2 separate regions of the Homo sapiens genome follow, and region 2 is linked to region 1. A link is an interaction called in ENCODE POLR2A ChIA-PET data of the cell type or tissue named here. Cell type or tissue: MCF 10A. All regions are shown on one strand.

The links. Peaks named below come from ENCODE experiments on the same cell type or tissue, not always from the same donor. Only the 100,000 strongest peaks of a DNase experiment are listed, where the experiment ranks them.
Region 2: POLR2A ChIA-PET joins it to region 1 with 5 read pairs; 4 of 35 experiments call an interaction of 5 or more read pairs at or near these places.

The regions. Positions count from the first base shown.
Region 1 is chr1:230,112,042-230,116,041 of GRCh38, reverse strand. All of the region lies in intron 1 of GALNT2 (polypeptide N-acetylgalactosaminyltransferase 2), which reads right to left. Among named protein-coding and RNA genes, the nearest start is that of GALNT2, 47 kb to the right of the region's middle. RefSeq lists enhancers at 1,593-2,792, 3,691-4,000. In MCF 10A, no CTCF peak of the experiment used is centred here; a DNase peak (open chromatin) is centred at 2,141.
Region 2 is chr1:230,274,911-230,278,910 of GRCh38, reverse strand. All of the region lies in intron 15 of GALNT2 (polypeptide N-acetylgalactosaminyltransferase 2), which reads right to left. Among named protein-coding and RNA genes, the nearest start is that of PGBD5, 150 kb to the left of the region's middle. In MCF 10A, no CTCF peak of the experiment used is centred here; no DNase peak of the experiment used is centred here.

The sequences.
Region 1 (4,000 bases):
TTTGAGGGGTTCAAGACTAGAGTGGAGAAGGAACTGCAGTTGTGGTGGAAACACCAAGAGAACTAGAAGTGGAGACGACAGATGTGACTGAATTGCTGCAAACTCATGATAGAACCTGGAAAAAGACATGGAAGAGCAAAGAAAGTGGTTTCCTGAGATGGAATCTATTCCTAGGGAACATGCTGTGAGCATGTCAAAATTACAACAAAGGATTCAGAATAAACTTAATTGACAAAGACGTGGCAGGGTTTGAGGGAACTGACTCCTATTCTGAAAGAAGTCCTACTGTGGGCAAAATGCTAAACAGCAACGCATGCTACAAAGAAATCTTTTGTGAAAGGAAGAGTCCATCAATGTGGCAAATTTCATTGTTGTCTTCTTTTAAGAAACTGTCGCAGCCACCACCTCAACCTTCAACCACCACCACCGTCATCAGTCAGCAGCCATCAACATCTGGGCAAAAAGACTATGACTCGACTTGCTAAAAACTCAGATGATCCTTAGCATTTTTCAGTAATAAAATATTTTAAAATTAAGATCCGTACATTGTTTAGGCATAAGGCTACTGCCCTATTCACAGACGGCAATACAGTGTAAACATAACTTTGTATGCACTAGGAAACCAAAAACTGTGTGTGACTTGCTTTACTGCCGTATTTGCTTTATGTGATGGCCTGAAATCAAACCCACAATTTTCTCAGACGTGTGTCTGTACATTTGTCCAAACCCATAGAATGTACAAAAGCAAGAGTGAACCCTCCTGTAATCCCAGCACTCTGGGAGGCCGAGGCAGGTGGATCACAAGGTCAGGAGTTCAAGACCGGCATGGCCAAGATAGTAAAACCCTGTCTCTACTAAAAATACAAAAATTAGCTGGGTGTGGTGGCAGGAGCTTGTAATCCCACCTACTTAGGAGGCTGAGGCAGGAGAATCGCTTGAACCCGGGTGGCAGAGGTTGCAATGAGCCGAGATCATGCCACTGCACTCCAGCCTGGGTGACAGAGTGAGACTCCATCTTAAAAAAAAAAAAAAAAAGAGTGAACCCTAATGTAAGCTGTGGACTTGGGAGACTTAAGGATGTGTCAGTGTAGGTTTGTGGACTATAACTCTTGCGAAGGGAAACTAATAGGGGAAGCTGGATGTTGGGGTAGCAGGTATACAGGCACTCTCTGTACCTTCTGCTCAATTTTGCTGTGAACCCAAAACTGCTCTAAAAAATAAAGCCTATTGAAAACAGATTTGCACGTTCTACATGGTACATAACCATCCATCTTTACTGCCATTAATGCCACACCACGTATTTAGCACCAAGATCCAAGAGCTCAATTCAGCGTTCTGGACCAGACTAAAAGGTGAGCTGAGTGCGTTTACTGGGTCAGCTGCATCATTTCCAGCCCGCAGGCCAGTTCGCCGGGTGGCATCCAGGACTTACGAGGTCAAGGGAATGTCTACCTGCTCCACCGCCAACGCTGTTTCCCCTGTTCATGTCCCAGCAGTGCCGGGTTCAGCCCAAGCCCCTCCTCTCGCTGAGAATCCCTCCTACCTCACTACAACTTAGAAATATCTTTCCAACATACAGACGTAATCGTGTGGGAAACGTCTGCCCATTTACAAACCTCAAGTGCCTCACTGAATTTCGCCAGTGAAATTCCCAAGTGACAAAGGATGAGATTTGTTCTCTTCTTCCAGGGCTCAGTCTTCACCAGGGAAAATTGACTTAGGAAGATTCCTTCACAAGGAATGGCCGGAAGCTACTGGGGGACAGCAGAGAAAGGAACGACTAAACCTCCCCCTAGAATGAGGCGCGGAAACACCAGGAAGACGAACTGAAAACCTGACCCTGAATGTGGCCAGAGGAATCACTGTGGCCCGTTTCCAAGAATCTCAGATTACCAGAGACACAGCTAAGTGGGCAGAAACCCCCTGTCCTAACAGAAGCCAGCTCCGAACTGAAAGGAAACACACGTCAAAAACGGCTTTCCTTAAAATGAGACTCTGACAGCCAAGGCTGGGAACGCAAGGGTTTTCATTCTATCACGTCAAGCACTTCACGGAGATGAAGTCCTTCATTCACTGCCTCACCCCGTGAGTCAGATGCTCAGCACATGCTGACGTTATTCTGAAAAAAAAAACAAAAAACAAATCCAATGACTTGCCCTGAGCCACAGCCATTGAGTCACAGGCAGAACTGGGAAGAGGCCTCGCTTCCCACATTTGGCAAGGCCAGTGACCCCTTCCCCGAAAAGACCTTCACAGAGATCATGACCTCTTTTATCTGATCAGGTGCAAACAAGCTGCCAACACTCCCTGGGCTTCTGAAGGCAAGGAGAAGAGCATCTGAAATCCCGCACGCTGTCTGTGCTGGGGAAAGTCCCAACAGGCAACATCAGCCCCAAGATACTCTGAGCTCCTCAAGAGCCACTCAGCAGCGATCCATCCCGTCCACTTCTTGAGCACTTTGCATGGGACACTGGGTTCCACTGTCATTGCTCAGCCGTTGTCCCACATGGCTGTTTAGCTGTGCTATGCAGGCTTCTTGCCCCAGCAGGTGGGGTCAGGTCTTCTTCTTATCCACCTCTACCACAGCTGTTCCTCAATAACAGCTCCCAGCTGACAGCAGCTCCGCCCTGCAGCTCCAGGTATAAACTGGAGTTTGCCCGCCATGTAAGTGCTGCGCAAACTGGATTCCTGAGTCAAGGAGAGAAGAACAGAGAAAGAAACTGGTACAAGGAAGACTGAGCCCTGGAAGAAGAGAACAAAACTCACCCTTTTTCAGCAGCTCCTCACTCTCCAAGCCTGACCTTCACAGCACCACACAGAGCAAGTCAGGCAGCTCTGGCATCAACAGAGCTGTTCAGAGCACAGATCCGATGTGCCCAGCGCTGGGGCTCTATCCCTCCCTCCAGATGCTGTGCAGCCACACAAATAACATGGGGGTAAGACACTTCCTCAGGCCAGAAACACCTGAAGAAAGCCCCAAGCATGCTGGCAAACACACATGCAAGAGGGCACACAGAAGGTGCTGAGACCTTCACCTCTGCCACAGTTACGAGGTCACTGGTCCACGCTCAACAGGCAGCAGAGCCCAGAACAAAATCCAGGACAGAATGAGGCTGTCCCAGGCAGTTCCTAAGGGCATGGAGACACTCTATTTTACTGGAAAAGATGCTTGCTTGGTATAAGATTTTGTCCTGGCTCACAGCCCAAGAGTGGACCAGCGGAGCCAGGCCTGGTCCCCCCCACCCCCCTGCCACACACACTGTGCCACCTACCCCCTGGGCCAATCCACAGCAGACAAGCTGCAGAGCAGGAATCTCCGCAGCACAACTGCGCTTCCTCCACTCAGCCACCCTCTCCCTCCTCCTCCCTTCGCCATCCTCATCCCCACAAACAAGAGAAAAGGCCTCTGTTTAAGTCACTTGGAAAAGAACGAATCACAGCTCAGCAAGGGAAGAGTGGCTTGAAGTGGCCCTCACAGCAGACTGCCTGTGTGGCCAGATCCCTCCTCCACTGCCCTCACCCCAATCCTGCCCATTCAGACCAGCTGTGTGCATCTCTGTCAGAAACAGGCATAAATGCTTTCTGATCTCTGCGACTCCATGAAAACAGGAACAAGCTACATGCTCCACGCACACACTCTAAATGCAGGCCCCCCCCCTCCCCCGGCGCCTCTGGAGGCAGGCTCCCTTTAAGAACTACCCACCCCATGTGCAGGCTGCACTCCCTCTCAGGGTGCGCCTGGAGTGAACACTCAGACTAAGCTAAGCTAATCTGTTTTCTCAAGGAGGTGCAGGCTCAGCCTATGCTAGGAGATTAGACCCACAGGTAGACACATGAGTCCTGGGCAGAGAAAATCCCACTGCAGAGAGAGGAGAAAGCAGCCACCTGGCCTGGAGGAGCAGAGCTGAGATCCAGCTGTGGCCACCATGGACTGGGCTGGACCCAGGTCCCAGTTCTCATGCCTTCTGAGGCCAGCCAGCCTTCTTCCTCTCAGTAATGA
Region 2 (4,000 bases), 160 kb before region 1:
ACACAATGCAGGGCCAGATCCTCCCCTGGCTGTTGGAAAGCAGCCCTGCCTGGAGGCCTTGGTCTGGGCACCTCCATGCTCCCACTTAGGGCTTTCTGCTCGGGGGAGCCAGAGGAACGGTGTCAGGCCAAATGTCAGGAAGAGAGATGGTTGTTTGAACAGAACATAGCATTGAGAAGCCTATTTCTATGTAGTCTGTTCTCTACTGGTGTGCAAGCTCCTTGGTGGATATGAGAAACTTGTCTCTGCTACCCTTGAGCCCCCTGGTGCTCTGTATGGCAGGGACCAATGTTTGCTGAGTTCTGAACATGCCGCTTGTAAAGTACAGGGTACGATGCCTCTTTACTAACACTCAAATCAAGCGAACAACCAAACTCAACCCACATACCCGTTACCCACCAACTAAGCCAGAATCAAAGTGCACAACCCAGCCTGAAGGAAATCTGAGGAGCCCTGTTTAGCAAGTAACATAAATACCCCTTTCAGCCTGAGTGCAGGCGGCTCACGACACTAATCCCAGCACTTTGGGAGGCCGAGGCAGGAAGATCGCTTGAGGCCAGGAGTTCAAGACCAGCCTGGGCAACATAGCAAGAACCCATCTCTACAAACATTTTTTTTAAAAAAAATTAGCAGGGCATGGTGGTGCATGCCTGTTGTCCTAGCTCCTTGCAGGCTGAGGTGGGAGGATCGCTTGGGCACAGGAGTTCGAGGCTGCAGTGAGCTATGGTCATACCCACCCCTGCACTCCAGTCTTAAGCAACAGAGTGAGATCCTGTCTCTTAAAAAAAAAAAAAAAAAGAAAGAAAAACAGAAAAATCCCCCTTTAAAAATCTCTAATGTTTGTTCTTAAAAAAAAAAAGTAACATTTTTTTCTTCCCCAAAGCTCGTTTCAAATAATGAAGTCTGTGGTTCTAATTAATTTTTTATACTGTGTGCACGAAAGCTCCTTCACCTAAGTATTTTTTGCAAATCCTTTTGACATTGCAGAATTAAATTTTCTCACTCCTGCCTCCCTTTCCCCTTTGACTCTGCAAATATGCACAACATATGAAAACATGGACGTGCCTGGAAACCAAATGTTCCAACTGGCAAAGCCAGTTCAGTTCCAAGATAAAATTTGCTAAGGAGCTTCCTCTTGAGGGGCCAGTGAGTGAGGCAGGGAGGAGCCGGTGCAGGCAGAGGAGCCCAGTGCTGGGGACCCGACCTGCGCGAAACACCACAAGGATGTTGTCACTTGTACCCTGCTTTCCTTATTTCCGTCCACCTGCTCACCTGGAGTTCTTGCCAGCAGGGAAAGACAGTGCAATCAGAGGAGCCGGGGAGGCTTTTGCTAAGTGCCTGTCATTGCCTCTTTCATTTCCAGCTCCCTCGTTGCTGTCAATCACCCCTCATGCTGTTTTTCCCCATTGTCATGTAAAGTGTGTATGTATTGAGGCTGCCCTGTTACTCTGAGCAGCCAGGAATCTTCTCAACAAAGAATTCGGAATGAACGGAATCTGATTCTGGCCACTGGAGGGACTGCCTGTCATGTGTCAAAGCATCAGCTAAATCAAGAACCTTAGAAAAACAACAACAAAACCCCAGCTCCGTCTCGCACAGGTGGCCTTGTGGGCTCTGATCTGTCTGTCTGATGGGATTGTGGTTGGGGGTGGGGAGCGCAGATTTTCAAGGCAGTCAGACTCTACTGAAACAGCCCCCACATCCTCTCTAATAGCCTGAGTCTTGGGGTTTAAAACCTAACAGATCCCCATTTATACATGCCATACATCCAGAAAAACTTATTATTTATAGGTCTTTTCATGCTTCACAAAGGTCCTAAGCCGTGTCAGTTATGGTTCCCCAAAACTGGGACTGAAGCAGAAACACCTGTCAATTCTTGAAATTAAGCAATATTGAAGTAATATTTGTTTTTTAAAAAGGTGTCAACTAAAGTCATCACTTTATCAATCCATTACATCCAAAGACATCTCTGCTCCGTTACATCCCAGGGGAATGTGTTTGAGACTCACCCAGTACTTGGCTCAGCAGATGCCAGCCTTGCCCTCGAGGAGCTTCCTCTCGAGGGGCCAATGAGTGAGGCAATTTCTAGGTGGTTTGGGTCCAAGCGGTGCTAGCCTTCTCTTGTTTAACAGGCACTCCCTTACACATTTTGGTATCAAGTCATCAACACAGATGGACATTTAGAGATGCGGATTGTGAGCAGAACCCTAGAGAGGGGCTCCCACTGCCAGGACAGGCTGGGACTCTGCAGAGCAGGGAAGGAGGAGCACCCAGAGCTGGCGCAGGGGTTTGGAGACAGACAGGTGAAAGAGGGCCCTCTGCAGGCGTCTCCCTGACAACTGGGGTCAGAACCGGGGACTCGGTCCTGGCCTTGGTCTTCCCAGATGACTCCAGGGTGGAGGCAATGACTTTCTGAGACTTTTCTGTTGTGAAATCAGGGTTAGACTAGAAGCTGGCTTAGGCTCTTGGCTCCAGTAGGTTCTGTGCCTCAGTTTCCCTACATCCCATCTATCTCTAAGGACCGACTGTAAGAACAGGGGCAGGCACTCCAAGTATGGGCATACAGGGAGGACCTTTTGTGCTTGCATTTCTATTCCTGACACTAACTGTTACCCCATGCCTTGAGAAAGGGTGTGTCCACAAGCTGCCACAAGGGAATACGTCAGAGAAAACCGGCTTACAAGGCAGGTAGAAAGTCTATTCTGAAATGTTTAAAGAAACTGTGTGTATATGTGTGTGTGTGTATATATGTATATATATGTGGTGTGTATATATATGTATATATCTGTGGTGTCTATATATGTATATATGTGTTTATATATGTATATATATGTGGCATGTATATATACGTATATATATGTGGCATGTATATACGTATATATATGTGGCATGTATATATACGTATATATATGTGGCATGTATATATACGTATATATATGTGGCATGTATATATACGTATATATATGTGGCATGTATATATGTATGTATCTGTGGTGTCTATGTATATATGTGGTGTTTATATATGTATATATCTGTGGCATTTATATATGTATATCTATGTGGCATGTATATACATGTATATATGTGGCATGTATATTTGTATATATATGTGGCATGTATATATATGTATATATCTGTGGTGTATGTATATATGTATATATATGTGGTGTTTGTATATATATATGTGGTGTGTATATGTGGTGTGTATATATATGTGGTGTTTACATATGTATACATGTGGCATGTATATATGTTGTGCTTGTATATCTATGTGGCGTATATATATGTGGTGTTTATATAAATGTAGCATGTATCTATATGTATATATATGGTGTGTTTATATGTATATATATGTGGCGTTTATATATGTATATCTATGTGGCATGTATATATATGTATGTATCTGTGGTGTGTGTGTGTATATGTATATATATGTGGTGTTTGTATATATGTATATATGTGGCGTGTATATATATGTGGTGTGTATATATGTGGTGTTTACATATGTATATATGTGGCGTGTATACATGTGGTGTTTATAGATGTATATGTGGCATGTATATATATGTATACATATGTGGTGTGTATATATATGTGGCGTTTATATATGTATAAATGTGGCATCTATATATACGTATACATGTGGTGTGTATATATGTATATATGCGGTGTTTACATATGCATATATGTGGCATGCATATGTATATATATGTGGTGTTTATATATGTATATATGTGGCAGGTATATGTATATGTGGTGTGTATATATGTATATGTGGTGTGTATATATATGTATATATATGTGGTGTGTATACATGTATATATATGTGGTGTGTATATATATACGTATATATGTGGCATGTATATATGTGTATATATGTGGCGTGTATATATGTATATATGTGGCATGTATATATGTATATATGTAGCATGTATATATATGTGGTGTGTATATATGTGTGTATATATATGCTCACATATATACACACATAGACACACAC